2 separate regions of the Homo sapiens genome follow, and region 2 is linked to region 1. The links are chromatin loops, found by intact Hi-C in ENCODE. Cell type or tissue: heart left ventricle. All regions are shown on one strand. Links, peaks and the distances in the headings refer to the core of each region. The heading gives the core; the rest is flanking DNA. Region 1 has its middle 14 kb from the start of DNAH17. Region 2 holds the start of LOC124904066 (a long non-coding RNA gene).

Region 1 (15,866 bases), core at 4,479-9,478:
CTGTTTGTATAATAAATGCCATTTTGTGTGGTAGACTCTGCTCCGAGCCTTGCTTTATGATCATCTGGCTGTGAGATTGGAGGTGGGGGGGGCTAGCTCTCCCCTCTGGGATATTTTGGTAGCTGCTGCCATGAACAAAAAGAGCTTTCTAGTTGTGCACCATATGGTCTTATCACAGCTTGCTGAATCCCAATAAGACCCCACGGATAGAGTTACATCATTCGCTCTGTTGATTACATCATGGTATTCACTGTTCATTTTCAGCTACCAATAATGCAATGATTTTTCCCCTGAAATGTGACTAGGAAATTTCCATTTCTCTTCACGTCAGTCAGGTTTTCTTGTAAACAAATGGTACTAGCCCTTGAGGATTTCTAAAGAAGTAACAACATGATTGAAAGTATACAAATATGAGAGTTTCTAATAAGTGAAAGAGTTAGATCATATTCGGCAACAAAAACAGTATAACCATAGAGATACTTCCCAACATCTATTTTCAAAACAGTGTGATCTGTAGGAAGAATTTGCTTCAAAAGTAGTTATTTTCTCATTCATTGTTAAGACATTATCTTGGCATTACAGAAGTGGAGTGTGTGTGTGTGTGTGTGTGTGTGTGTGTGTGTGTGTGTGTTTAAATATCTGCTGGGTAGCAATTTATTGACTAAAAGCTGCAAACATTTGTTAAGAGAAAATTTCAAAGACCTAAATATACGGAGAGATACGCCATGCTCACGGATCAGAAGACTCAATATTGTAAAGATGTCAGTTCTCCCCAAGTTGATCTACAGATTTATTGCAGTCCCGACAAATATGCCAGTAGATAATTTTTTAAAAATAGGAATTCACAATCTGATTCTAAGATTGCTATGGAAATGTGAAGGACCTAGGCTAACCAAAACGCCTTTGAAAAGAAGAACACGGCCAAGGCGCGGTGGCTCATGCCTGTAATCCCAGCACTTTGGGAGGCCGAGGCGGGCGGATCACGAGGTCAGGAGATCGAGTCCATCCTGGCTAATACGGTGAAACCCCGTCTCCACTAAAAATACAAAAAAAAAAAAAATTAGCCGGGCGTGGTGGCGGGCGCCTGTAGTCCCAGCTACTCGGGAGGCTGAGGCAGGAGAATGGCATGAACCCGGGAGGTGGAGCTTGCAGTGAGCTGAGATCGCGCCGCTGCACTCCAGCCTGGGTGATAGAGTGAGACTCCGTCTCAAAAAAAAAAAAAAAAAAAAAGAAGAAAGAAAGAAAAAAAAGAACACAATTGCAAGACCTCCACTGCTCCATTTTTAAAACTTACTATAAAGCTCCAGTAATCGTGACAGTGTGGTGTCGAAACTGCCTTTGCAAACTGATGACTGAGACAGTGAAAGATCTGACTTAACCGACCCCATCTTGCTTCTAACCTCCAAGCTGTCCTTGCTCATTCTTGGCCGTGGGTGGAATGAGCTCATTCCAAAGCTCATTCCTGAACTAGCTTTGGGAGAAACTTAGTTTATAGTTTATAACTCTATGATTTATGGTTTAAAACAAAGACGATAACAGCCCCTTCCCAAGGCAGACCTTCTTGCCTGGGGACTAGATTGCCTTTGTAGGACTAACATGAGCCACAAGATTAGAAATCGTGGTTTAGGAGTCACGTGGCTGGAAGTGACAAGATTCTGACCCTCCCAAAACTGCCGCTCTTGCTTCAGTGATTCTGCCGCAGATGCTATGCTGTGATGTGGATGGCTGAGCATGGACCCTGAGGAGCTTGGCTGTGTGGATTTCAGAGATCTCTGGCTTATGCCTTGTGAGGAAAATGGACATCTTGGATAAGAACATATGTCCCCATTGGGGCTTGGGTTTAGACAACAGATACGAGGCAAAGACCACGGAGCAACCACTGTGACGATTCATAGGTTTGCGAGACATGAGGTGTACATTTTCTGCAATTCAATAGTCTCAGCAACTGACAAAATGGGAGGTGTATAACCTATAGAACTTCTGGGGGTAAATAAGACATCAATCAATACATATAAGGTATACATTGGTTCGGTCTGGAAAGGTTTGGGACAATTCGAAGTTGGGAGCTTCCAGGTCATTCTAAATACCAGTCATGCTGTAAACCAACAGATGCCAGCACGCAAGGCCCAGCCAGCCCGGTAACTAACCATTTGCCTTTTTTAGGGCTTTCTATGAGGTCAGTAAACATTTTGAAAGGCTAAGTAAGGTTTTCCTCTTCCTGTTTCCTTGTGCTCTGAACCTCCCTAACCTGCCCCCTGGGCCTGCTGGCCTGGCTACACACACTGCCCCAGGCAAAAATGGTTGGAGGGATCTGTATGGGACTTTGATGAGAGCTGGTTTAGAGAAGGTGAGGATGGAGGTCAAAGCCACAGAGGCGGCTGAGGAGTGGGTGGGCTATGGGCTTTTTGAATCCGCTACTTGAAGCAGAGGGATGGGGTGGCAGCTGGAGGGGGGTGGCAGCTGGAGGGAGGTGGCCTTGTCTTGTTTTTGAGATGCGGGATTCTATGGCATATTTGCATTTTGGTGGCAGCGAGCTGGTAGACGAGGAGAAAGTGGGGGTAGGGACAATAGCAGGCAAAAAGTTTCTGAGAAGGCAACAGAGAGGAATAGTTTAGAAATGGGAGTTTGCCTCTCCCAATTACTGGGGTGACTGAAGCGGACCCAAATCTAGCCCTCTGCCTGTTTTAAGTAAAGTTTTATTGGCACACAGCCACGCCTATTCACTTACATATTGTCTGTGACTGCTGTAGAACTCCAGTGTCAGAGTTGAAATGCTGCCGCAGAGATCATCTGGCTCTCAAAGCCTAAAGTACACCCTGGCCCTTTGTGGGAGGTTTGCTGACCTCTGCCACCCCTAAGGTAGGCTGTGAACTTGAAGGAAGGGTTAGGGGCAGACCTAGCCCCTTGCAAAATCCTCAAAAATCCCTGTGAGCAGCTGTGAGCTCAGAGTTTTTGCATTTCAGCAAACTCAGAGAACTCAGAGTTTACAAATTTCCAGCCACAGAGAGTTCGCAGCCTGATGAGGAGTTTGCATTTTCCTCTCTCAGGAAGCCGTTTGCTACAGTGCAGATGTGGCCAGGAGGCCAGTGTGTCACACTGATCATGGTGGCATGTGCCTGCAGTCCCATTATGCAGGAGGCTGAGGTGGAAGGATTACTTGAGCCCGGGAGGTCAAGGCTGCAGTGAGCTGCGATCATATCACTCCACTCCAGCCTGGGTGACAGAGTGAGAACCTGTCTCAGAAAAAAAAACGCCAGCTCATATTAATTAAAAAATAGATATAATCCAAAACATATTTTCCGATAAATAGACAAATATACACACTGGGCCCAATACTCATTCCTTACAAGTACAAATTACATGTCTTCCTAAAAAAGAAGCTTCCTAACCATGAGACAGTCAACACTGGTCTTATAAACATAACTGGATGGTGGATTTATGAGCAAAAGAGAAAACTTACAAAATGAAATAAATATAAAAAGCCGTGTTTACTCATTTCTGCTTGTGAGCATAATTTCGCATAGCCCCTGACTCTGTGCTGACATGTAACTCTCCACAAAAATATTTAAAAGACAAAACAAAACACCTGCCCCTTCAACATCTCTTACCTAAGTCACTATATTCCTTAAAAAATACCTGACCTGGCCAGGCGCAGTGGATCACACCTGTAATCCCAGCACTTTGGGCTGAGTGAGCAGCTGTGAGCTCAGAGGTTTTGCGTTTCAGCAAACTCAGAGAACCCAGAGTTTACAGATTTTTGGCCGAGGCCGAGGCAGGCAGATCACCTGAGGTCAGGAGTTCGAGACCAGCCTGACCAACATGGAGAAACCCTATCTCTACTAAAAGTACAAAATCAGCCGGGTGTGGTGGCGCATGCCTACAATCCCAGCTACTCGGGAGGCTGAGGTGGGAGAACTGCTTGAAGCCGGGAGGCGGAGGTTGCCGTGAGCTGAGATCGTGCCATTGCACTCCAGTCTGGGCAACAAGAATGAAACTCTATCTCAAAAAAAAAAAAAAAAAAAAAAAACCTGACCCCTTGTTGTTTCCTACACACATGGTAACCACTGATGAGAGTCACAATGTTGATGAGAAAACCAAACTCTGTAAAATATTCAGAGATGCTTATCCTGAGCCAACATGAGCAACCACAGTGGCAGAACTGTCTCAAGAGTTCCTGAGAAAGTGTGCCCAGGGTGGTGAAGTTACAATTTGGTTTTATACTGTTGACAAAAAAGAGTCAAACTGTGTGAAATATTTGAAGAGATTTATTCTGAGCCAAATATGAGTGACCAGTGGCCCCCGGAGATCCTGAGAACGTGTGTCCACGGTGATTGGGTTCCAGCTTGGTTCTATACATTTTATGGAGACATGAGGCATCAGTCATTACACGTAAGATGTACATTGGTTGGGTCCAGAAAGGCGGGACAACTGGAAGTCGGGGTGGGGGTTGGGGGGACTTCCAGGTCATAGGTAGATTCAAAGATTTTCGGATTGGCAATTGGTTTAAAGAGCTATTCTCTAAAGACCTGGAATGTCTGGGTTAAGATAAGGGGTTGTGGAGACCAAGGTTTTACCACACAGACGAAGCCTCCAGGAGGCAGGCTTCAGAGAGAATAGATGGTAAATGTTTCTTATCAGATCTAAAGAGTCTGTTCTATCAGTCTTAGGGTCTCTGTGTTGATGTTACTGCTGGTCAGCTGTGCCTGAGTTCCAAAGGGAAGAGGACATAATGAGGCATGTCCAACATCCCCTTCTAGGCTGGAGTTCCAGACCAGCCTAGGCAACATAGCGAGACTCTGTCTCTTAAAAAAAAGGTATCCCAGTTTGTGTAACAGATTCTGTGATTACCTTTTCCGTGTAATAGGCACTCTCAGAAAATATCTTCTGAATTGAATGGAATAATTTGGAACATAACGAAGTAATAGTTTTGCTAAAATGTTTAAAGTGTTGAACTGTTTTTCAGGTTGACTTTGGAAAGCCCTTGGCCAAGAGGAGAGGTCCATTCAGATGATGGGGGAGCTTAGAATTGTATTTTTGGTTTACAGTGCATTTTAGGGAGACCAAAGTTACAGGCAAAGACATAAATCAGTACATGGAGCGTATACATTGGTTCAGCCTAAAGTGGTGGGATACCTTGAAGTGGGAGTTGGAGGGCTTACAGGTCACAGGAAGATTCAAAGATTTTCCAATTGGCAATTGGTTGAAAGAGTTAAGCTTTGGCTAAAGTCTTGAGGTCAGTAGAAAGAAATGCTTGAGTTAAGATAAGGGGGGTTGTGGAGACCAAGGTTCTTGTTGTATAGATGAAATCTCCAGGTAACAGCCTTCAGAGGAAATAGGTGGTCAATGTCTCTTTTCAGACCTTAAACGTGTCAGACTCTTAGTATTTCCTAGATCTGGGAAAGACCTGGCTGCATTAATGGTGCTTTTCTACAGAATGCAAATTTCCCTCACAAAAGACAGCTTTGTAGGGCCGTTTCAACATATGTCACGCCAGTAATCCCAGCACCTTGGGAGGCCTAGGCGGGCGGATCATCTGAGGTCAGGAGTTCGAGACAAGCCTGGCCAACATGGTGAAACCCCGTCTCTACTAAAAATACAAAAATTAGCTGGGTGTGGTGGTGGGCGCCTGTCATCCCAACTACTCGAGAGGCTGAGGCAGGAGAATCATCTGAACCCAGGAGGCGGAGGTTGCAGTGAGCTGAGATGTGCCACTGCACTCCAGCTTGGGCAACAGAGCGAGACCCTGTCTCCAAAAAAAAGAAAAAAATATATTGTGGGGTAAAATATTTTGATTTCCTTCAGGGTCTGCCATCTGTCATGTGATACTACACCAGGGCCAAGTTGGAACATGGTATCTCATTGCCACAGGAGTCTCTTCTGCCAGACTTCTGATCTCTTTTCTAACCTTAGTGCTGGTCATCTGTGCCTAAACTCCAAAAGAGAGGGGATAGAGACCATCCTGACTAACATGGTGAAACCCCGTCTCTACTAAAAATACAAAAAAGTAGCCAGGTGTGGTGGAGGGCGCCTGTAATCCCAGCTACTCAGGAGGCTGAGGCAGGAGAATCGCTTGAACCTGTGAGGTGGAGGGTGCAGTGAGCCAAGATCGCGCCACTGTACTCCAGCCTGGGCAACAGAGCGAGACTCCGTCTCAAAAAAAAAAAAAAAAAAAAAAACAGAAACAAAAAAAACAAAGAGAAAGAGAGAGAGGGGATATAAGCAGGTATGCCTCACCTCCCTGGGAGATCGGGCTGGGAATTCAATTTTTCAGGTGACTATGTGGTCAACTTGGCCAAGAGGGGGTTCATTCAGTTGGTGGTGAGGCTCAGGATTTTATTTTTCATTTTTAATAATTATTCTATAATCTACAACCAGATATACTCTTATACCCAAGCTTTAATATAATTTTACACCTACTAAACCCCCACTACCTGTATATAAACTGTAAATTAAAACACTATTTCAAAACAGTCCGACAAACCCCCTCTAAAAGACTTCTCCCAGGCTGTGGTCGGTCTCTAGTCCTCAATAAAACTTCTAAATAAAACTAACTTTGAAATCGTAAAAAATAATTTTTTTCCTTCCTCAACATACTTTAGCACTAGCCAGGCAAGACAAGAAAGGCAGTAAGGACTGTTGCGATTCCTCGTTCCCATCTATAATTTTTTTTTTTTTTTTTTTTTTTTGAGAGAGAGTCTCCCTCTGTCACCCAGGCTGGAGTGCAGTGGTGTGATCTCAGCTCACTGCAATCTCCGCCTCCTGGGTTCAAGCGATTCTCCTGCCTCAGCCTCCCCAGTAGCTGGGATTACAGGCGCATGCACGCCCGGCTAATTTTTGTATTCTTAGTAGAGACGGGGTTTCACCATGTTGGCCAGGCTGGTCTCAAGCTCCTGACCTCAAGTGATCCACCTGCCTCGGCCTCCCAAAGTGCTGGGATTACAGGCGTGAGCCACCGCGCCCTGCCCCCATCTGTATTTTTAATAGAGATGGGGTTTCACCACGTTTGCCAGGCTGGTCTCAACTCCTCCTAGTTCCCTATTGCTTAAGAAGCCTTCAGGGAGGGAGGCCAGACTGCACGGAAACGCGCCTTGGGTAATTAATTCCCAAAGCTGGGTTGCGCCATCCACCGCGGTGCTTGACGCGGGGTCAGGAGGCGGCTTCCGGAGGCCAGCTAGTCTCTGCAGCGCGGATAATCTTCCCTCCCCACCGCAGGAGTCTGGTGCTCCTCAGAGATGAGCCCTGTCACAGTGGAATAAATGTCCTTGGGGTAGATTTCGAGACAGACAGACGTGAGTCAAACCACAGGCAGGAAATTTCATTTCCAGACTGCGCTCAAATTCTTTTTTCCTGACTCATGACATTCAAAACACATTTCATTTTACAGACCAAGCTGAGCGCCCTTCGGCCAGAGGCCCCGACCCCAGGGCCATGTGGTTCACTCCCTTCCTTCCCTTCAAGTTCAGAGTTAAACTTGAGAGCTTCCTGCAAACAGGACCAAAGGTCAACAGAAGCGCGGGGCAGGAAGGGGAGGGTGCTCTCTGAATGGGGGAAGCCCAGTGCCTTGCCGCTTTTTGACATCATTTGGACTCAGATATTTAACTTACAGCACTTGATTTTCATCATAGAGTTTTTTTTTTCCCAATATATTATAAACCAAGTCACTGAGGAAGAGATTATTCTATAATACAGTTTAGGGTTTAAAAAAATATATTCCAGGGCCGGGCACAGTGGCTCACGCCTGTAATCCCAGCACTTTGGGAGGCCAAGGCAGGTGGATTACCTGAGGTCAGGAGTTCGAGACCAGCCTGGCCAACATGGTGAAACCCCCCCCCCGTCTCTACAAAAAATACAAAATTAGCTGGGTGTGGTGGTGCACACCTGTAATTCCAGTTACTCTGGAGGCTGAGGCAGGAGAATCACCTGAACCCGGCAGGCGGAGATTGCAGTGAGCCGAGATTGTACCATTGCACTCCAGCCTGCACAAGAGTGAAACTCTGTCTCAAAAAAAATAAATAAATAAAATATATATATATATATATATATATATATATTCCAAAGAAAAGGGGTCTTTGTCCCTTTAAGGAAAGAAATTTGGTATTTCCAGATGTCTGGTAGAAGTTGAGCTACAACATGCTGGAAGCCCGGGGAGGGACCATTGACCTCCTAGAGCCCAGCCTGTCCTTGAATCCCCACCCAGCGAAGATGTGAAGTGAGCTGGGGCAAGGGGCATGATGAGCGGACGGACGGCCCGGAAAAGCCCAGGTAGGCGCCGGGCACTCCCTCTCTCCCTGCAGCAGCAGGAGGCACAGGCTGCAGGGTCACAGCCAGGGTCTCTCCTGCTAGGGAAACAGTCACCGTGAGCGAGCCCAGCCACCATGGCAGAGGTGACAGGTACTCCCGAGTTCTGAGCGCTCCTCTATCGTTCTGCTGTGCGCCTGGCTGCTCACCGGAAAGCATTTGTCTCTGAGTCCAATCCGCCCTGATTTCTCATTTGTTTGGTTGGTGATGGTTCTGCTGAAATAGACCCAGAGCAGCAAGGGTCACTTCTGAGGAGCGTGGACCCATGGAGCAAAGATTCCCCGCCCTGTGTGTACTTGGACCCAAACAGGTGCTTTGAAAGCCTCCACGCTTGGCCCCGACCCTCCAGTGCCCTTAATTCTCAAAGCGTCCCAGGTGATTCTGCCCGTGGCTAAGCAGAGAACCTCAGCCTTAAGTTACACCTGCCACTCAGGTAACCCGTGGGGCTTGTTGAAGGCAACTCAGGCCTCAGGTGTGAATGACCATAAAGCAGGGAAGGCTGGGCGTGGGGGTTCATACCTGCGCGCCGAGAACTTCGGGAGGCCGAGACAGGAGGATTGTCTGAGACCAGGAGCTTGAGACCAGCCTGGGCAACAACGTGAGTCTTACTTTTTTGTCTCTACAAAAAATAAAATTAGCCAGGCGTGGTGGCAAGGGCCTGTAGTCTCAGCTACTCGGGAAGCTGAGATGGGAGGATTGCTTGAGTCAAGGCCAGCCTGGGCAATATAGAAATACCCTTTCTTTCAAAAAATTAAAAAATAAAAAAAGCCAGGCATGGTTGTGTGCCCCTGTAGTCCCAGCTACTCAGGAGCTGAGGTGGGAGGTTGGTTTGAGCCCCAGATGTCAAGATTGCAGCGAGGTATGATTGTGCCACTGCACTCCAGCCTGGGCAGACAGCAAGACCCCTAAAATAGGGAAACACTGAAAGCCTTTTTAACAAGGATAACTGGCTACTTTCAGTGAATTTGCTTAAAACAGAAACCAAAATTTTACTCTAAATCAGTGACTCTCAAACCTTAGCCTGCATCAGAGTCCATTGGGGGCTTGTGAAATACAGATTGCTGCCCCACAATCTGGGGTGGCCCCGGGCTCTGTGATCCCAACGAGAATCCAGCTGATGCAGAGGCTGTTGGCCCAGGGGCCCCACTCTGAGAACCTCCGCTCTAAGTGGAGTGGCGGTGGGGGGGGGTGGGGAATAAAAATGAAAATTATAGAAGACTTGTGTTATCTAATTAATAAAAATGCAGGTTGCAGGTGCTGTCAGTTCTCAGCATAATCACAGCATGACCGAGCAGAGAGGAAGGGCAGGGAGGGGCGGCCCCATGCCTGCGGGCCGGACTGCCTTCTCAGCACGCGTCAGATGGACCGATGCCACCTGAAGGTGCTTGCGGTGGACACAGAATGTGCGGATGGGGAGATGGCAGGAGGGACAGGGCTTGGCGATGCTGACATCACAGGCAGCCCATGTGAAGTGGAAGGGTTCCTACTGAGGGCTGAGAACAGACACCAGCCCCCAGGAGCCAGACCACGCCCCAGGGGAGGGACGCGCCCTGCCTGGAGTCCTGAGAATCTACCTTTCCTCCTCCCCCAGATTCAGAACCCCCTTATTATGCTGAGGCCTGACAAAAGGCTCCCTCCTTGACCCAACTTCAGGCAGACTCTGCTGAGCCCTCTTTTTTTTTTTTTTTGAGACAGAATCTCACTCTATCACCTAGGCTGGAGTGCAGTGGTGCGATCTCGGCTCACTGCAACCTCTGCCTCTCTGGTTCAAGCGATTCTCCTGCCTCAGCCTCCCAAGTGGCTGGGATTACAGGCGCCTGCCACCACGCCTGGCTAATTTTTGTATTTTAGTAGGGACGGGGTTTCACCATGTTGGCCAGGCTGGTCTCAAACTTCTGACCTCAGGCAATCCACCCGCCTCGGCCTTCCAAAGTGCTGGGATTACAGGCGTGAGCCACTGTGCCTGGCCCACTGAACCCTCTTTTGATAAGGCCTCCGTTCTCGAGCCCGGTCCTCAGCCTGCCCACGCCAGTCTCAGCAGAGAATCCTACTGAGTCACCCCAACCCTTGAAATCTGATCGAGTTCCTCAGCACCTCTGCTTTCCCCCGGCCATATCCAGGTCCTTGGTCTGCCTTTAGCAAGAACCCCCACTTGAAGTTCTCCTCTTAGCAATTTTCCATCCACTGACCCCTCGCTGCTCATGGCTGTAAGTCCCCATCTGCAGGGTGGTGTTGGGATCAAGTTCGGCTCTTTCCCCGGTTGCAACATCCCGTATATGGTCTGTCCCTATCTCTTTGAGTCTACATGAGGTGTGTCTGTGACCACTGCCTGTGCCCCAGGTACGTCTCCCTGTGTGGGCGGAGGCAAACTCCTCCAGAGACCCCACACTGTTTCCCAGCCTGGATGGCTTGGAATCCATGCATTTCTGTGCTTTGTTGGGGGCCTCACCCTTAGGACCTGTGTGCAGAGACTCCTAAAGAGAAAAGGTTCCCAGGTCTCCACAGCGTGTACCCTTGCTGTGACCTTTGGAAACCTGGCTGGCAGGGACTTCTCTGGCCGCGGTGTCCTGCCCCTGAAGGGAAGGGTGGTCTACCTGGCCAGCCTGACTGCTCAGGCCCAGCCCTCCCTTTCCACCCAACTTCAAGGGTAAGGACGCGCCTGGGCAGGAGGACAAAGGCCACCTCCTGTTCCTCTGCTGGGAACGCAGCAGGAGGACACGCGGCAGGGCCCCAGTAGACAGAGGGAGGTGGGGAGCCTGATGAAACACAGACGGCCCGGCCTCTCCTGTCTGCAAGCATCCCCGGCAGCGGGAAAGGGACCTGCGATTTTCTTTAATGATGGGTAATGTCTTCATGAAATTTGCCTTCCAAGTTCATTCAGCTGGGAGGAAGTGTTGCCCCTGGGGATGACTGAGTTCTCTCAGCTCATCCCGGCCCTACCTCGATGTGGGCTGTGACTGACAGAAGCAAAAAAAGAGTGAAGGGCATCCTCGGCTGGTGGCCCTGGCAGGGAGGACTGAAGCCAGACACCCACTCCCCTGCCCCCAATCCAACACCCAGCCAGGAAGAGAAACATGAGGCAAGTGCCTGTCAATCAAGGAAAATGAGCCAGGTGAGTCTCAATCATTTCAGGAGGTTTATTTGCCAAAATTAAGGACATATGCCTGGGAGGCAGGTCTATGCTTTTCTCTGAAGATGATTTTGAGGGCTTCAATATTTAAAGGGAAAAGGGCAGGCTATTGAGAAATACAATTTTCTTTCTCTTCTTTTTTTTTTTTTTTGGGAGATGGAGTTTTACTCTGTTGCCCAGGCTGGAGTGCAGTGGTGCAATCTCAGCTCACCACAACCCCCATCTCCTGGGTTCAAGTGATTCTCCTGCCTCACCCTCCCTAGTAGCTGGGACTACAGGTGTACATCATCATGCTCAGCTAATTTTTTTGTAGTCATAGTGGAGACGGGGTTTTACCATGTTAGCCAAGCTGGTCTGGAACTCCTGACCTCAAGTGATCCACCTGCCTCGGCCTCCCAAAGTGCTGGGATTACAGGTGTAAGCCACTGTGCCCAGCCAGAAATACACAGTTTTCATGTGAGAGGGAGGTAGGGGAAAATAGTCATTCATGCCTTTGTCTGGCTTGGTGAATCTGCATTGTTACCTAAGATAACGTAGACAATGGGGCAGAGGAAGCAATCAGCTATGCACTTGCCTCAGGTGGGCAGAGGGATGTCTCAGTCAGTGCAGTGTCTCCCCGACACCTGTGAAGGTAAGCTATCAATTGACATTGCCATGGTGAAATTTAACAGAAACCCTTTAGGGTAAAGATCTTGGGGCCCACAAGAAATTTCACTCAAAAAAATGAGTGAAGGGGGCCCTTGGCTGGTGGCCCTGGCAGTGAGGACTGAAGCCAGACAACCCCACACACACCAATCCAACGCCCAGTCAGGAAGAGAAACACAGCGAGCTCCTGCCAATTGAGGAAAATGAAATCATTTCAGGAGGTTTATCTGCAAAAGTTAAGGACACGTGCTTGGGAGGCAAGTTGATGCCTTTCTCTGATGATTTTGAGGGCTTCAGTATTTAAAGGGGAATTTCCTTGTGGGCGCAATGTGAGGGAGGTGTGTGGCCTTGTCTTGTAGCTGTCTCACTTAGGAACAAAAATGGGAGCGCATGGTCCAGTTCCCAGCTTGACTTTTCCCTTTGGCTTAGCGAGTTTGGGGTTCCCAAGATTTATCTGCCTGTCATACTCTGTCCCCTGCCTGTCATACTCTGTCCCCTGCCTGTCATACTCCTCTGTCCCCTGCCTGTCATACTCCTCTGTCCCCTGCCTGTCATACTCCTCTGTCCCCTGCCTGTCATACTCCTCTGTCCCCTGCCTGTCATACTCTGTCCCCACTGCTCTCGCCACTTCCTGAGGGCCTGATGTTTCTGCTGCACCGTGGACAGCATGGTGCATCCACCCCAAAAAGCTGGCTGTGCTCCTGGAAAGTGAGGGTCCTTCTCTATCTTCTTTGCACAAGGTCCTCAGGTGTGATGTCGGGGCAGCTGGAAGCTGTTTCTCCACATCCCTCAAGCCTCCTGCAATGCCCAGCAGAGCCCTAGTGCTGCAGTTTGAGGCTCAAGGGGCCACATCCCCAACTCCCTTCAGGTCACCACGTCACCAACAGATGTCCCAGTCTTGGTGTTGCAGAACTTAGCTCCTTCATTCAGCTAAAACCAGGCTTTTGTCACACGACCAGGAAAAATTAGGCACGCAGACACACTGAAGCAGGAGGGGAACGGAATTTACTGGGCAAAAATGAAAAATAAAAAACTCCCAGCAAAGTGAGAGGGAGCCGCGCTAACAGGCCCCCCACCTCATAGATTGATTCCGGGCCACACATCCAGGGACTAAAGAGGCCAGGCTTACCTCCCCCATGCAAACAGCGAGAACCTCCAGTGGCTCCACCCGGTCCAACCAGTGCGCAGGTTGGAGATTCTCTGGGGACCTCCCGCTTATCTGCCTCCTGCATCTGTCATGGAGCCCTTGAACTCGGAGACCCCAGAGAAGCACAGCTCCGGTGGGAGCTGGACCCACTGAGACCTTGGTCTAGTGTTCTTCAAACTGTTCCTCAGAGTAGTGATAAGGCTTCAGGTGTTAAAAACCTTAGACAAATTAAATGTAACCGTTTAATTGGGCAAAGACCAATTTGCAAATCGGGCAGCTTCCCAAGCCAGAGTAAGCTCAGACTCCAGGGCAGCCACGTGGTGGACGATTTATGGACAGAAGAAGGAAAAGTGATATGTAGAAAATGGAAGTGAAGCACAGACCAGCAGGATTGGTTACAGCTCCATGTTGGACTTGAACGTGGTTTGAACAGTCGGCCATCTTTGATTGGCCAAAACCCTGTGACTGGCACAAGAGTAGGTTACAGTCTGTTTATGACTCTATTTAGGTTATAGCTCACTACATACAGAGAAACCTTTAGACCAAACTTAAAATATGTAAGAAGGCAGCTTTAGGATAAACTTGATTTAGCAGGACAGGTGCAGTGGCTCATGCCTGTAACCCCAGCACTTTGGGAGGCTGAGGTGGGTGGATCACTTGGGGTCAAGAGTTTGAGACCAGCCTGGCCAACATAGTGAAACCCTGTCTCTACTAAAAATACAAAGATTAGCCAGATGTGGTGGCACATGCCTGCAATCCCAGCTACTCTGGAGGCTGAGGCAGGAGAATCGCTTGAACCTGGGGGTTGCAGTGAGCAGAGATCACATCATTGCACTCCAGCCTGGGTGACAGAGGGAGATTCCATCACACAAAACACACACACGCACACGCACACACACAAACATAAACAACAAACAAAAAACAACCAAACACAAACTGAAAGGAAAGAAGGCTTCCACGGCCAAGCAAGTTTGGGGATCACTGGGTAAGGTGAGGTTAGATGAGTCTTTGCAACAGGGCTTCCCAGAGCTGCTGTCCCTTCAGTGATGTTTATCAAAGGCTGGCTGTGGGCCAGACACAGTGTCAGATTCCAGAGTGATGGTGCTGATCAGAAGGGGTGGCCCTAGGTGTGAGAGGCGGCAGTGAGGTAACCCATGAGTGCTTAGGTGATTGGCTCACTGCAGCTGGAATGGGTGCCACACAGGAACACAAGGAGCTATGATAAAAAGAGCCTACTGGGGAGATTGACGGGAGACAGTAAGGAATGATACTGAAGCTGGGCTCTCAGGGCTGAGTAGGAGCTGGTAGGGGTGTGTGTACATGCATGCATGGGTGTGCGTGCATATGTCTGCATATGTATACGTGTGTGTGTGCGCGTGCATAGGATTCTTGGCCAGGCAGGAGGACCCTATGGTTGGCAGATGTCTTGGAGGACCTGAAAGAGACCAATGTGACTATAGCACGAGCCAGGATTGGACCCCAGGAGAGTGGGCAAGGCAGGGATCAAATCTTACAGGGCCCATGGAGGGCATTTGAATTGTATCCTAGGAGCAATAGTTCATGGGTTTTAAGCAAGGCATTGAGAGTTGTCTTTTTCTGTTTTTTTAATTAAAATGTTTTATATTCTGAGACCGAGTCTGTGTTGCCCAGACTGGAGTGCAGTGGCACAATCTCAGCTCACTGCAACCTCCACCTCCTGGGTTCAAGCCATTCTCCTGCCTCAGCCTCCCCAGTAGCTGGGACTACAGGCGCCTGCCACCATGCCTGGCTAATTTTTGTATTTTTGTTTAGTAGAGATGGGGTTTTGCCATGTTGGCCAGACTGGTCTGGAACTCCTGGCCTCAAGTGATCCGCCTGCCTTGGCCTCCCAAAGTGTTGGAATTACAGGTGTGAGACATGGCACCTGGCCTGAGAGTTGTCTTTTTAAAGATGCTGGAGAATGGGCTATATGGGGACAAAAGAAGTTGTTAAGAAAGGAATGAGGGTATCCATAGGCCTGGGGAGGGTGAGAGTGGCTTAGACCAGGAGGATTAGCTGTGGAAAGAGGTGGACAGAGCTCAGAGAGATTGAGGAGGTAAGACTGAATGGTACCACAGTGAGGGCGAGGGTCCTCTGGGTGCCTGAGCAGCTGTGGGTCACTCACGGAGCCAGGGAACCTGAAAGACGACCAGGAGTGTGGGGATGGCAGGGTGGGGGGGGGGCATGGGCAGAGGTCGGTTTTGTACATGTTGAGTTTTGAGGGTCCCATGAGGCTTCCAAGGAGTTTCTTTGAGCTCAGGATGAATCTAGGCGAGTGTGGTGGAGATTGGCTGTGGACAATCCTTCCATGGACTCTCTTGGTCCATTTAGTAACACAACTCTCCAAGTCTAGGGTGGACAGCTGGATGCCAGCCTGTGTTAGTCCATTTTGCATTGCTATAAAGGAATACCTAAGACTGGGTAATTTATAAAGGAAAGAGGTCTATTATTTGGCTCACAGTTCTGCAGGCTTGCACAAGCATGGCACTGGCATCTGCTCAACTTCTGGGAGGCTTCAGGAAGCTTCCAATCATGATGGGAGATGAAGGGGGAGCTGGAGTATCACATGGTAAGAACATGGCAAGAGAAGGAGTGAGAGAGTAAGGAAGGAGTTTCAGGATTTTATTT
Region 2 (15,866 bases), core at 4,974-9,973, 53 kb before region 1:
AGCGGAGTGGTGCAATCGCTGAGCTAAGATGGAAGAGGCCAGAGTGCTGGGCTGTCAAAGTGGCTGAAGTTTACAAATGAGAATCCCAGAGAAAAACGGGTAGCTCTAGAAGTCCACAGCAACACTCATCACAGGTCTTTGTTCAAGAGCTGAGCTGTATGGGGTAGGGCAAGACTCCATGAGGCCCAGCAGAGATTGCCTGTTCCAGGGCTGAGGGCCAAACGTGATACTGGAGGTCTTGATGTACTGGGGAAGAAGAGGTGCTTCAGCCCAGCCAGGATGAAGAGACCTCGCATTCAGGTGTGACCCCAGAAAGGTCCAGTCTTAGAGGAACTATTTCCTAGGACTATGTTCAAGACCAAAATAGCCCTGCCCTAGCCAAGAATAAAGCAAACCAGATGGGACCAAAGAGCCTTCCAGTCATCAAACTACCTGCCAGACAACTCTCACAACTCTGTAAAGGAGGACAATCTAATTCAGATTGGCTACACTATATTATCCATACTTTCCAATATATAATACAAAATAACTAGATGTGCAGAAACACAAAAATGCAACTCATAATCAAGAAAAAATAGCAAGTAAAAACAGAGCCCAAGATGACCCGATGTAAAGACTGGCAGACAAGGACTTTCATGCAGATTATATGAATATATGACCAGTTGTTTAACAAAGTCACCAAGGCAATACAATGGGGAAAGGAAAGACTTTTCAACAACTAGTACTGGAAAAATGGAATAAACACATGGGAATATTTAATTTGTTTGTTTATTTATTTATTTTGAGACAGGGTCTCACTCTGTCACCCAGGCTGGAGTATAGTGGCGCAATCATGGCTCACTGCAGCCTTGACCTCCATGAGTTCAGGTGATCAATCTTCCCACCTCAGCTTCCTGAGTAGCTGGGACCACAGGCACACATCATCACACCCAGCTAATTTTATATTTTGTAGAGACAGAGCTTCACCATGTTGCCCAGGATGGTCTTGAACTCCTGGGCTCAAGTCATCTGCCTGCCTCAGCCTCCTACAGTGTTAGGATTCCAGGTGTGAGCCACCGCACCCGGCCAACAAATGAAAATAATTGAACCTCAACTACTACTACATTATGTGCAGAAAAATTATTTTGAGATGGATTATAGACCTAGCTCCAAACCTTAAACTATGAAACTTCTAAGAGAAAACATAGAAGAATATCTTTATAACCTTTGGAGTAAGCAAATATTTCTTAGAGAACAGACAAAAATTTCATAAAAGAAAAAAATTAATGACTCAGACATAAACCACAGTGTGGGGGAAAATATTTGTAAAATATTTTCTGTCCACAGAGTGAAAATGATATCTCATGCAGTTTGGATGTGTATCTGCCTGACTCCTGGAGATGGTGCATATTCTTTTATGTTGACTTAAATTTTTTTTTCTGTGAATTGCCAATTCATGCCCTTTGACTATTTTTCTATTGGTTTGTCCTTTTTTAAAAATCGATGTTTAGGTGCTTATGTTAAGTAATATGAAACCTATGCTTACATGTGTACTACAGATATTTTTCTAAGTATAATATTTGTCTTTTGATTACATTTGTTATGTTTTCCAAAGTTTTAATTTCATAGGATCAAATATGTTCATTTTTCCTGTGTAGTTTTTGTGTGTTCTTTGTTGTTTGATTTTGAGATGAAGTCTCCCTCTGTCACCCAGGCTGGAGTACAATGGTGTGATCTCGGCCCCCTGCAACCTCCACCTCCCGAGTTTAAGAGATTCTCCTGCCTCAGCCTCCCAAGTAGCTGGGATTACAGGTGCCTGCCACCAAGTCCAGTTAATTTTTGTATTTTTAGTAGAGATGGAGTTTTGCCATGTTGGCCATGCTGGTGTTGAACTCCTGACCTCAGGTGATCTGTCTGCCTCAGCCTCCCAAAGTGCTTGGATTACAGACATGAGCCACCATGCCTGGCCTAGTTTTGTGTCTTATTTAAGGAGATTGTCTTTATTCCAATATTAATAATTCCCTGAATTTTCCTCTAATTTTTAATTTTTTTAACCTTTAGATTTCTAACTTATCTAAAGTTTATTTTTAGATGGAAGGGATTTAAGTTTATTTTGCTCCAGGAAGGTAATTGATAATGCCAACACAATTCATTAACTAAATCTTCCTTTTTTCATTCAGTTGAGATACCACTTTTATCATGTATTAAATTCCCATACATTTTTGAAATTACTTCTTTTCTTGTGCCAAGAATACTCTTTTCATTTCAGTAGCTTCTAAAGGAGCTATTAATAGCTGGTGAATGAAACCTCCCTTGCTATTCCTCAATTTCTAAATGTTCTTAGCTATTCTAAGACATTTATTCTTTCTGATAAGCATTAAACATATTTTGTCCTGTTTAAAAAGCATAGTCAGGGAGCATGGGCTCGAGCCCCCTGTGCTTCCAGTGCTTCCTTGGAAGAACAAGAATAAATTAATGAGAGGTGCTTCTTACCTCCAGGGCACTCCCAGTGCCTGGCACGCATCAGGCTGGGTGTTTGTTGAATGAATGCACAGTTGACTGCTGCATCCACCCCACGACCTTAACACACACCATCAGCCTTGGAAGCAGAACTCCGGGACAGATCCGACGTGGCCACTGTCAATAGCCTTGAAAGCAGGAATGTTTGTCTCCGGTAAATAGAGAAGTGGCATCAGAGGGACAAGCTCCTCTGAAGTGTCAGGTGATTTCCCAAAGGATCATTTGTGGGGAAATATTTAGGGAGCTCTAATTTGGAAGTCCTGTTTTCCCCCCAAATACCAGGACTCCTCCCCATGCTCAGGGGGAAAACTCTACTGCAAGACCTCCCGTTTCCAGCTGACCAGCAGCCCAGAGAGCCTCCTCCCTGCACAGAAGGGCTCAGGGCAGAGTCCTTTTTCCCGTCATTGGCTGCAATGCATTGAGGAGGACCCCAAGGCAGGGCCTGCGCATCTGAACTGCCTTGGACTCTGGGGCGCCCTCACTGGAGCTCCCCTCCTGGAACCCATTTCCTCCAGGAGAAACCTTGAGAATGAAGACGGGGTCTAAGGCGTGTGAGTCCAGGGGGGCCCCTTGCTACCTCAAACTGAGAAGTAAAATCTCAAACTAAATATATGACCAGCTTAATTATGTTTATCACCTGCATAAATGTCTCTTGAAAGAAATCTTATGTCTTTGCAGTCTGTGAAGGTGTTCTTGCCTGTCTGGAACAAGAAAAGAAGATAAACATGTAGTAAAATATAGGGAAACTTGATTGAAGAACTAGTGCATTTTAACTTTGGTGACTTTTTGCAAAGCCAGATCTGAGAAGGAAAAAAAAAAAAAAGAGTCCTGCTGATGTTGGGTCCCTCCCAGAGCTCTCTTTCTTCTCCGTCAACCAATAGTTGTTTTTTCACACTGTGTGTAAAGAGAATTTAAGAAATTCTTCTGTCATTTAAGACTTGACGACCAGAAGGAATTCCACTATCTCCCTGAAAATAATTTCTCCTCGTCTGTCAATGACATCATGATTAACCTAATTTCCCAAGTTAAGTCATTTCTTCCTTTCTTCCACAAATATTTATTAAGTGCCTTCTAGGTATCAGGCATTGTTCTAAGAATGGCAGCAAAGCCGTGAATAAAATAAAATCCCTCCCCTCATGGAGCGTATAGACTAGAACGGGAGAGAAGGACAATGTACAAATTGATATGGTTTGGCTGTGTCCCCACCCAAATCTCATCTTGTATTACAGTTCCCATAATCCCCACGTGTCCTGGGAGGGACCCAGTGGGAGGTAATTGAACCATGGGGGCCGTTACACCCATGCTGTTCTCGTGATAGTGAGTTTTCATGAGATCTGATGGGTTTTTTGTTTGTTTGTTTTTGTTCTTTTTTTTTGAGACAGAGTCTCGTTCTGTTACCCAGGCTGGAGTGCAATGGTGCAATCTCAGCTCACTGCAACCTCCACCTCCCGGGTTCAAGCGATTCTCCTGCCCCAGCCTCCCGAGTAGCTGGGATTACAGGCACGTGCCACCATGCCCGGCTAATTTTTTTGTATTTTTAGTAGAGATGGGATTTCACCATGTTAGCCAGGATGGTCTCGACCTCCTGACCTCGTGATCCGCCTGCCTCGGCCTCCTAAAGTTCTGGGATTACGGGTGTAAGCCACTGCACCCTGCCGATCTGATGGTTTTATAAGGTGTTTTTCCCCTTTTGCTCAGCACTTCTCCTTCCTGCCACCATGTGAAGAAGGACATGTTTGCTTCCCTTCAGCCAGGATTGCAAGCTTCCTGAGGCCTCCACAGCCCTGCGGAACTGTGAGTCAATTAAACCTCTTTTATTTATAAATTGTCCAGTCTTGGATATTTCTTCATGCAGTGTGAGAACAGACGAATACACAAATAAGAAAATAAAAATAAGAGATGGAGGTCACATTTCTAAGCTATGTCTGGGAGCATATATGGGGACTGGGGGTTTTCTTCCCAGCTAGCTGTTATCTGATCCAAGTAACCATTTAGGGAAAAACACTTTGAAAATCGGTTGGAGCCCCTTGCCAGAGTGTGGCTGTGGTTGACCAATTATGATGAATCCGCATTTCTTGGACAGGGTTCCGAGTGATGCTGTTTGCTGTTCGAGGGGCTTGTGCAGAAAGAGCGCTTGGAAGAGCAGCTGCCACAGCTGGTGTGGGCAGGAAGCAGGTCTTTGGGCCAGAAACCTTTCTCTCAGTGGCCCTGGCAGGCCTGTGTTCTTGCATCTTCTGGGGCTGCCCCTGGGCATCTGCCTTCCAACTGAACTGACCTCAGCCTTGGAGCCTCTGTGATTCTGTGTTCAGCCTCGGCCTTGCTGCAGTCCGGGCCATCTTTCTCTTACTCCTTATCATGTCAACCCTGCTCCACACTGGAATGGTCAGATGCTAAGATGCTCTTCAGAGCTCAGTCACAAAAAACTTAATGTCAGTCTGCATCCTTGCCCGGCTTCCTTCTGACTCCACAGCTCCACGGTGACAGCAGCAAGGGCCAGTTGGGAACAAAGTGTGGGCAGTTGACAGGCACTGGGAATAGGGACAGGGGCTCTCCCTGGAATTGTCCCTCCTCTGGCCCATCCCTCTGCATCTTGATGTTACATTTCCCTGGGCAGAGTGAGCGGGTAGGGTGTATTTCTGAAAAAGCAGCAATTTACCCTTTCTTTGTACTTTTCAGAATCCCTGGTGGACTCTCGCATTTGGTGGCATTACCTGATTATCTGTGTGCCCACCATGTAGCTCCTGGGCTCTCTGCCCACGGCTTGTTCTACATCAGAAAGAGAAACTGCAATGACCCCCTCCCTGCCCTCCGGAGCCTCCTTCACCATCGAGGTGGCTTGGAAAACCCAGACGTAAAAGCTTTAAGGCAGAAGGGGGAAAGCACTGCGGTAATAAGGATGAAACTGCCCCCAGCAGGTGCTGGCAAAGTCAGCTCTCGGGGCCTTGTTCTTCCCGTTTGATCACTGCTTCTCAGCCCTCTCCTCCTCCCACCTCTGCACCCACCCTGCCTCTCTCTCCTCTCTATGGTCTTTGTTTTCCTCCCTCCCCTTCCCCAACACACATCCATGCATGTTCACACACATAGATAAAGGTCTTGCCTTTCAAGGCATTTAAAATAAAGTTGGAAGAAATATATGTATAGTGTAAAGAACACTTCTATGTCTGGATTTGCTTGTTAACATTTTGCCCCATTCGCTTTATCGTTTGTGTGTGCGTCCTCTCTTGCTCTGAAGCATTTGAAAAGTTGCTTACGTACCTCAGACCTTTGGCCCTAACAGTTTTGGGCATATTTCCTAAGAAAAGGGATATTCCCTTATGTAACCACTGTACAGTCATCAATGTCAGCAGATTGAACATGGACACAATACTTCCGTCTGATCGGTTTTTGTTTTTTTTTTAGACAGAGTCCCACTCTGTCGCCTAGGCTGGAGTGAAGTGGTACAGTTTCAGCTCACTGCAACCTCCGCCTCCTGGGTTCCAGCAGTTCTCCTGCCTCAGCCTCCTGAGTGTCTGGGATTATGGGCACCAGCCACCAGGCCTGGCTAATTTTTTTTGTAATTTTAGTAGAGATGGGGTTTCGTCATGTCGGCCAGGCTGGTCTCTAACTCCTGACCTCAGGTCGATCCACCTACCTTGGCCTCCCAAAGTGCTGGAATTATAGGCTTGAGCCACCGTGCCTGGCCAGATCTGCTGTTTGAATTCAAATCTTGTGGGTTGACACAATGAAGTCATTCATAGCCTTCCTCCGAGCCTGGGGTCCAGCCCAGGGTTGGGCAGGACCCTGTTCTCTCTCTTTAGCCTTCTTCAGTCGGGAACATCCCAACATCCCACAGCCTTTCTTTTCTTTTCTTTTCTTTTTTTTTTTTTGGAGACAGAGTCTCACTCTGTTGCCCAGGCTGGAGTGTAGTGGTGTGATCTTGGCTCACTGCAACCTCCACCTCCAGGGTTCAAGCGATTCTCCTGTCTCAGCCTCCCAAGTAGCTGGGATTCAGTCGTGTGCCACCATGCCCAGCTAATTTTTGTATTTTTAGTAGAGACAGGGTTTCACCATGTTGGTCAGGTTGGTCTCGAACTCCTGACATCAGGTGATCCGCCCACCTCAGCCTCCCAAAGTGCTGGGATTACAGGCGTGAGCCACCGTGCCCGGCCCCGACAGCCTTTCTTTTTAAAGAATACTCCCCTCCTTTGATAATGGATGGCCCTTCATTTGGGGTTTGTCCTGTGTTTCCCCACGAGTAGACAGAGGTTTTGACTCTTTGGCCGGGACCCCATGCTGGGGGTGCTGGCCCAACTCTGAGCGTCCCCTCTAGGGCCCTCCAGGTCCCACCACCCTTCGCTAGGGACATCACTGTCCACCACCAATGAAGGTGTGCCCAACTTCTCCACTGCAGAATCGCTGTTTCTTTTTCCTCCCTGCAACTGAGGAGCAGCTGGGGAGGGGCTTTCCGATGACGCCGTTTCCCGTCAGAACATCCTCCTGGCCACACCTCCCCGGATGAGTCCCGCCTGCCGCACCCTTCACCCTTCCGAGGGTTTCACATCCTCTTTTCTCCCAGGAGTCGGACAACCATGTGCTGCTGACCTCAGCAGGATAATCATGACCTAAGCTGTTCTTCTGGGGGTGAACTTCCTTAGGAAGTTTTCCCGACATTGATACACTCCCTGATAAACACTGCAGAGAAGAGCAGGGCTGGCCAGGGCTGACTCGCCTGGATTGTCTAAAATATGACAGTGGTTCACGGAGTGGGGCTCTGTGCATTCGTTAAACGCTATCGGCAGTTTTTCAGACTTTGCATGCATTGTGTATTTACTAAACTTTGGGGACAAGCTCAGTGATATCACTCCCTTAAAGCTGGTCCTTGGTCCCCGCTGTTAACCTGCCTGGATGATGCGCGCAGGTGAGGAGTTTCTGGTGCTCTCAGTTCTGCAGGTGCGGATGGAATCGTTACTCTGAGTCCCCTCCCTGCAGGGGCGCTGCCTATTAAAGAGCATTCCCTACCAGCCACTCACCTTCTCCGCAAGCTGCACACTTTCATATCCCCTGCCTTGCCTCTTCTGTGGCGAGGCAACGATAACGTCGTTGAATGGCTTGTTAATGGTGTTTTCACTAAATGCATCAGAGATACGAGTATTACCCACCATGATGATTCACTCGGGAACGCGTAGGGCTGCCCATAACTGAATGGCCACCAGTGGTGGTTTGGGCAGATAGAGATGTGTTTTTCTCTATGACAAAGAGGCACGTGTTTCAGCTGCCCCTACCGTTGCCACAGAGGCTGTCATCCTCCTGAAGGCCCACCATGGCGGTGCGATGACCTGGGCGGCCCAGGAGTGGGTCTGCATTCAGGGCAGGAGAAGGGATGTGATGGAGACCGTGCCATCTGCATCTGTCCCTTTTAGTAAGGAAGTGTGTGCTTTCCCACAGGCTCATCTCAGGGCCTCCCCTGGACTTGGCCTTCCTAGAATCATGAGTGAAGGATGCAGCGGGGAAGGGCTTGGGCACGGCGTCGAGTCTCCTGATCTGTAACACCTGCTGACCCGTCAGCTTCATTTACTGTTCAGCTACGCTGGCCACTTTCCAACCGCTAGGTAGACGCAGAAGTTAATGGCTCCTGGTGGATCCATAAATAGCTATGGTCTGATATTAGAGAATAAGACACAGGCAGACTCATAGATGGCTGGCATCCTTTCTTCCCCTTCACTAGTCTGCACTCCTGACGTTCCATCTGCGGCTTGGGGAGAAGACGGGTGATGGTGTCTCATCCCATAAAAAGAGGCCTGCTAATCCCAGTAGAACAACCCAAGGCACCGCACTTTAAAAAGCAACGACCCAATTTTGATGTTTTGGAAAAGAAGAAAGCCAAGTTGCCCTTATTTAGAAGTTAGGAGCAGCTGTCACAAAACAGTTTCATGCACGCGGCAGGAGAAGAAATAGGGTTTACAAGGTAAGGCACAGCGGGAAAACGCACGCGGGGGACAGCCCCACATATCCCCCATCTGCCCTGCGGCTAGCTCCTCTCTCTAGCTTCTCCCCTGCTCTGTGCGTGTCTCATGGGGTCTCCCAGCTGGAGATGGGGAAGGAAAGGAGGAGAGAGGGGCTGGCTACTTATTCCTCAGCCCCTCCCTGTTGGCTCGAGGTGGTCTCCTGCACCCCTGACCAGAGGCCTGGGCTCCATGCAGCACTCTCCACACAGCTTGGTCCTGGTAGATGCTCCCTCCCTTGCCCTGCAGGCCCAGCCGTGCTAGTGGTTTCCTGCTCTTCTGGCCCTGTCCTGCACTCTCCCTCTGTGGTCTCTTTCTTTTTTTTTTTTTCTTTTGAGACACAGTCTTGCTCTATCACCCAGGCTGGAGTGCAGTGGGATGATCTTGGCTTACTGCAACCTCCGCCTCCTGGTTTAGGCGATTCTCCTGCCTCAGCCTCCCGACTAGTTGGGACCACAGGTGCACTCCACCATGCCCAGCTAATTTTTGTATTTTTAGTAGAGACAGGGTTTCACCATGTTGGCCAGGCTGGTCTCGAACTCCTGACTTCAAGTGATCCACCCGCCTCAGCCTCCCAAAGTGCTGGGATTACAGGCATGAGCCACCACACCCGGCCTGTTTGTTTTTTTTTTTTTTAATTAAAAAAAAAAAACAGAGATGGGTTTTTGCTATGTTGCCCAGGCTGGTGTCAAACTCCTGGGCTCAAGTGATCCTCCCGCCTCAGCCTCCCAAAGTGCTGGGATTACAAGCGTGAGCCACCATGACCGACCTCCATGGTCTCTTTCGACCCTGGCCTCACTGCTATAAACCACCCCTTTGTTAAACTCGCCAGGATACCCAGTCTGAATGTCTGGATCCTTGACTCTCACAGAGATGGATGGAGAGAAATGAAGGAAAAATGGTGGACAGGGCAAGGGAAATGAGGGCAGAAGGAAAAGGAAAGGAAATGAGAGCTAAAGACGGGAGAAAGGAAAGGTGAGGGTGAGACCCCAGCAGACTGGCAAGAAGCCGGGACAGAAAAGCTTGCGGAAGAGGGAGGAAGGAAAGACGGGATCGAGCCCCGCAGGCGCCCTCGGGCGTGCTGCGGGGAGCTAGGGGCTGGGTGCCTCTCGCTGGTCTGTGTGTGACAGGAATCTTCTTCTGCTCCTTGACCTTGTCCTTTGTCCTCCAGCAGCCTCGGAAAAAAAAAAATCACTTCTGTATTTTGTAAAGTTTTTTTTCGTTTTTGTTTTATTTTTACTTTGTTGCTTTTAGGTTTTTCTTTTTTCTTTTTTGAGACAGGGTCTTTCTCTGTCACCCAGGCTGAAGTGTAGTGGTGCATGATCACGGCTCCTGCAGCCTCAACCTCTTGGCTAAAGCGATCCTCCTGTTTCAGCCTCCCAAGTAGCCGGGACCACAGACATGTGCCAGCCACCATGTCTGGATATATATAACATATATATCATATATAATATATAACATATATATCACGTATATAACATATGTAACACATATCACATATATAACACATATCACATAATATATATAATATATAACATATATATCATATATAATATGTAACATATATATCATATATAATATATAACATATTCAAGACCAGCCTGGGCAACATAGCAAGACTCCATCTCTTCTAAAATCATATATATGTTATATATTATATGTAATATATTACGTATATAACATATTACATATATATTATATATAAAACATACATATATTACATATATTATACATAATGCACATATTACATATAACATAGCATATATTACACATAATATATAACATATCACACATATATTACATATATTACATATAATATATAATGCATATCACATACAATATACAACATATATTGCATATATAACATACATATAACACATATTACATATAATATATAACATATATATGATTTTAGAAGAGATGGAGTCTCACTATGTCGCCCCGGCTGGTCTTGAACTCCTGGCCTCAAGTGATCCCCCTGCTTCAGCCTCTTAAAGTGCTGAGATTACAGGTGTGAGCCACCGTGCCTGGCCTGGCTCCACCATCTTTAACTGCTCTGGCTCTAACCATCACATCTGCATCCCAAAGAAAGGGAATAGGTTGGAGAAGCATGTGCCTCCTCCCAAAAGACACTTCATTCACACCCCCTGTGCTCACCTGCACTGGTGCACTGGCCAGGACACAGTCTCGTGGCAGCCACACCTCGCTGCAAGGGAGTGGGGACAAGTCAGGCAGTGTGTGCCCTGCTAGCATTTGGGAAGGAGGACAATGGTTACTGGGGGACCCGCTGTCTCAGCCAGGGGGACAGCTGAGTTTCCCTGAGTTTTATCTTTGGTGAATCTGAGCTTGTGTGGCTGGCTGGAGAGGAGGCCTCAGTGGGAGCAGTGAGGGTCCACTGGGCTCCAGAGGTGAACTGGAAAAGCCCCATTAGTGGAGGTGGCTCTGAGAGCCAGTCCCGCTCAGCCCCTCTCCTCTGTGACTCTCACAAGCCCCACCCTGCCAAGTGTAAAGTGGGGGCTAGGAAGAGCCATTGCAGACCCTTTACGCAATGCCGGGCTGCTCGCGGGCTCTCCAGCACTGGTAATTCTTCGGTTTATAAGAATTCATAGTCTATCATCATAGGATGGTCACGGCAGGTCTCGGTACCTTTTTGTTCATGGCTGCAGAGGCTCTCCAAGGGTTCTGATGGAGACCGGGCACTTGCTCTGAGCGGAATGACCCCCGCAGCCTGCCCGGGAGATGAACATACCTGATCCCGCCACTCCGGTGGGCATTACGCTCAGGCAAGCATAGCATGTTTGCAGAAGAGCCCAGTTTCAAACAAGGCTGCAGTTGAGGCAGAGGGACCCAAGCGGTGAGTTCTGATTTTCCTCGTCTTTCCTTGTCCCTGGAAGAATCGTCCACTGACCACAGATGACATCGTGTTCAGGCAGTGGTGGCAGTTCCTCAAGGACCAAATGTCCCAGCCAGATTGGTTGGCCTTGTTCCTGATGATCAAGGTAACACAGGATGTGTGTGCGTGTGTGTGTGTATGTGTGTGTGTGTGTTGGGAGGTGACTTTGTGGCTCAGGTGGGCCATCCTGAAACAACCACCCGCATCGTTCCCAGAATTCCATAGGCTTCTCTGCAGGTGAGTCACTGCTGGAGCAGAGCTGAGTGCAAAGGTCCAGGCTTTAGGCCTCAGGCCAGACCCGGGCGGCCCCAAGAGACTCCAGCCATTGGCAGTCAGAGGCAGGAGGGGTCCAGGATCATCCTCTGGCTGGTTGACCAGAGGGAGCTTGGCACATCTGGAGAAATGGATGTCAAGATTGTATGACCTTTCTTTTTTTTTTTTTTTTGAGACGGAGTCTCACTTTGTCGCCTAGGCTGGAGTGCAGTGGTGTGATCTCGGCTCACTGCAACCTCCACCTCCTGAGTTCAGTGATTCTCCTGCCTCAGCCTCCTGAGTAGCTGGGACTACAGGTGAACACCACCACGCCCAGCTAATTTTTATATTTTTAGTAGAGACCTGGTTTCACCATGTTGGCCAGGCTGGCTTCGAACTTCTGACCTCAGGTGATTGGCCCACCTTGGCCTTCCAAATTGCTGGGATTATAGCCATGAGCCACCATGCCTGGCCTGTATGACCTTTCTTATCTAAGCTTTTCTCTCTCTCTCTTTTTTTTTTGAAACAGGGTCTTGCTCTGTTGCCCAGGCTGGAGTGCAGTGGTATGATCACGGCTCACTGCAGCCTCGACCTCCCTGGCTCAGGTGATCCTCCTGTCTCAGCCTCCCAGATAGCTGGGACCACAGGCGCATGCCACCATGCCAAGCTAATTTTTTTTGGTTTACTTTTTGTAGAGATGAGATCTGTGTTGCCCAGGCTGGTCTTAAATTCCTGGACTCAATGATTCTCTCACCTTGGCCTCCCAAAGTGTTGGGATTACAGATGTGAGCCACTGCGCCCAGCCTAAACTTTTGAGGGAAGTTGAAAATTAGGCAACTTGATATTCTAATTTTTGGCAAAATTCAGGTATGTCAGCATTCTGTGTTGCTGATTAAAGGAGAACCCATACTCTTTGGACTCCAACCACTTTAAAATCTGTTGTTATTTAATAATATAATATGATGATTATCAAAATTAAATAATATAAGGGATAATGAATAATAATTCAACATTCCTCAGACTATAGATATTATTCCTAAGATTGTAATAATATTATTAACATCTCTCATATAATACATTTTGTTTTAAATTTAGTACCAAGGAAAGATGCTATTTTTTCCTTCTTGCAGAACAGACACACTTTCCTTTTTTCAGAGAGCCAGTACCACCCTTCTGCGTTTCTGTTTGTGTTGGCTTCCAGTAAACTTGTAGTAAAATTCAATGTGTAGCTCAGCCCCAGCCCCCAAACACTGGGAGAGAATGAAAGTTACTTTTATTCTTAGGCCACAGTGAGAAGTCTCGACACTGTTACAGATTTTATGCTGAAACTCTCCAATTGAACACAGAACATCACAAAATTCCTGGTTTCTGGACTATCAAAGGTACATGGAAATCATCAGCCTGGCATTTTGCAATGGCATGATCTCGGCTCGCTGCAGCCTCTGCCTCCTAGGTTTAAGCGATTCTCCTGCCTCAGCCTCCTAAGTAGCTGGGATTACAGGTGCCCACCAACATGCCTGGCTAATTTTTGTATTTTTAGTAGAGACAGGGTTTCACCATGTTGGCCAGACTGGTCTCGAACTCCTGACCTCAGGTGATCCACCTGCCTCAGCCTCTCAAAGTGTTGGGATTACAGGTGTGAGTCACCGCGCCCAGCCGGGTTCTTTTATACCCATTTTACAGAAGGGGAGGCCGAGGACAAAGAAGAATAATGCATTACTTACACTTTCACAGCTGGTGAATGAGAGAGAGGGGAGGGTTGGGTTTTAAACCAGGCCTGCTGAGGTAATGTTTCCTGTGTTACAGAATCACTTGAGAGATCCTAGTGTCTATTTAGAACACCCAAAGGATTTAGAAATGGAAAAAAGAATGGTTTTGGGACAGCTTAGTTCTCCTTCCTCATTTGGTGGTTGAGGAGCCTGAGCCCCGTGTGGTGAAGGTCACGTCCAAGGTCACCGGCAGGAGTTGGAGAGCCCGCTCTCACAGCCGTCACTGTTAGAAAAGATTCACACACACACACACACACACACACACACACACACACATACAGACACACATACACATACACACACACGTAGACACACACATACACACACACACATAGACACACATACACACACACACACACACATACACACACACATACACACACATACACACACACACATACACACACACACACAAACGAGAAAGCAAGGGCCCGCCTTGAAAGCTTGCTGTTGGCTTCCCAGGCTGAGTTGAGCACTGAATGGTGATTTGAGAACTTCCTTTTGCTCGGTTCAGTTGTGCAGATATAAGTGAAGTCAGTCTGTGGTCAGGTGTCTTACTTCAATACAAAATTATCTTGCGACAGTGACTCGGGTGGTTTTCCATTTCTCTTATTGCATCTCAGTTAGTCCCACACACAGAAGGATCCTTCAAGCTTTTAAAGGGTCTGGGACTTTTTTTTCACTTTTTTTTTTTTTCCAGACAGGGTCTTGCTGTCACCCAGGCTGGAGTGCAATGGACCAATCTCATCTCACTGTAGACTCAACCTCCCAGGATCAAGCCATCCTGCCACTTCCGTCTCCCAAGTAGCTGGGACTACAAGCAGACACCCCCATGTCTGGCTGTTTTGTTTTGTTTTTTAGTAGAGATGAATTATCACTATGTTGCTCACGCTGGTCTCAAACTCCTGGGCTCAAACGATCCTCCCACCTCAGCCTCCCAAAGTGCTGAGACTGCGGGTAGGAGCCACGGTGTCCAGCTCCATTTTTCACTTTTAAGTCTTTTTTCCCTGGGGTTTGTCTCTACCTGCATCAGCGATATTCAGACCAACGTGGACTCTGACTTGCTTTCCTTGCTGCCCTCTCGTTAACTGCACTTTGGGAAACAGGCAAAGGACTCTGTTGGGTGGGAGTCACCTCAGAGCATCACCGAGGCTCCCCAGCTCCGAGCTCTCTCCCCTCCCTACATCCTGGTAGCCTTGGGATAGTTACCAACTGCTTACAGATGATCGGAGTGAAAAATCCACAGTGTAAGACAGACATAAAGCATTTCGTATATATGATGAGCCTCCTATAAAACGTAGGGGGTTGAAGGGGCTTAAGTGTCCTCCATAGTCCCTCAATATAGGGAGGTGGGACATCTCACAGGTAAGTGATTTGCTCACGGTCTTGCCCACAAGTTAGCAGCAAATCTGGGGCTGGGATTCACGTTCCTAAGTCCTCACCCATCACACCATGAGGGTGACAGACTTCCCTATTCAGAGTCCACAACTGAGAAAGGGACTTTCCTTTACTCTGTCCAAATAGGGAGCCCCGGGGAGTCCAGAGGATGGGGGCTCCTGCGTGGCCCATTATTTTATTTTATTTTATTTTTGTACTTTAAGTTCTGGGATACATGTGCAGAACATGCAGGTTTGTTACATAGTTATACACGTGCCATGGTGGTTTGCTGCCCCCATCAACCGGCCATCAACATTAGGTGTTTCTCCTAACGCTATCCCTCCCCTAACCCCCCACCCCCTGGCCCATTCTTATTAGTTATGTAGGCAGTTGTCTAAAATGTGTGTGTCTTAGTTCATCCCTGCTGCTGTAACAAAAATATCTGACACCGGGTCATTTAAACAGAAATGGATTTCTCACCGTTCTGGAGTCTGGGAAGTCCAAGATCCAGGCGCCAGCAGGTTGAGTGTCTGGTGAGGACCTGGCCTCTGCTTCCAAGGTGGCACGATGTTGCTCAGGTGGCAGAAGGGACAAACGGCTCCCTCGCACCTCTTTTACAAGGGTACTCATCCCGCTCATTAGCACTCAGCTCCATGACCTCATCGCTGGAAAAAGGCCCCTCTTGTTAATACCATTGCCTTGGGGATTCTGTTCCAGCCTGGGACTTTGTGGGGACATCAACATTTAGACCACAGCAACATGGAAAATGGCTTCAGACAAACACCATGTAACTGGATTCGATAACTGTCTGTTGCACACCTACTCTTTGCAGGAAGGCCTGATGAAGGGTTCAGAGCTAGCAAGACAGAACTCTACACGAGGGAGCAACTAATTCAGAGAAAGGGCCGGACTGTCCTTCCCGGACAACCCTGGAAAGGCTTCTCGGGGGGGCACCATCAGGGTGTTGGAACGCCAAGGTAGGGGGCTAGATCTGGCGGCCGTGGACCGGGAAAGCTTCGCAACTGGTTCTCATTCTACGTAAGTCTTGGGAGATGGGGTAAAATTTCAATTTGAGCAGTTCAGGGAGAGTGTGAA

What was found. A loop is a pair of places that touch in the nucleus more often than their neighbours do. Peaks named below come from ENCODE experiments on the same cell type or tissue, not always from the same donor. Only the 100,000 strongest peaks of a DNase experiment are listed, where the experiment ranks them.
Region 2: it touches region 1 in a loop (2.5-fold over the local background); 5 of 110 quality-filtered maps call a loop at or near these places.

The regions. Positions count from the first base shown.
Region 1 is chr17:78,583,895-78,599,760 of GRCh38, reverse strand. No RefSeq gene overlaps it. Among named protein-coding and RNA genes, the nearest start is that of DNAH17, 14 kb to the right of the region's middle. RefSeq lists enhancers at 10,448-10,960, 10,961-11,473 and a silencer at 12,474-12,635. In heart left ventricle, for the core only: no CTCF peak of the experiment used is centred there; DNase peaks (open chromatin) are centred at 7,120, 7,460 and 8,310; H3K4me3 peaks cover 544 bases; H3K27ac peaks cover 2,590 bases.
Region 2 is chr17:78,637,207-78,653,072 of GRCh38, reverse strand. LOC124904066 (a long non-coding RNA gene) reads left to right here and starts at 4,198. Exons shown (of 2, transcript XR_007065922.1): 1 at 4,198-4,293; 2 at 5,176-5,633. RefSeq lists enhancers at 6,659-7,118, 6,829-7,330. In heart left ventricle, for the core only: no CTCF peak of the experiment used is centred there; a DNase peak (open chromatin) is centred at 6,972; H3K27ac peaks cover 1,857 bases.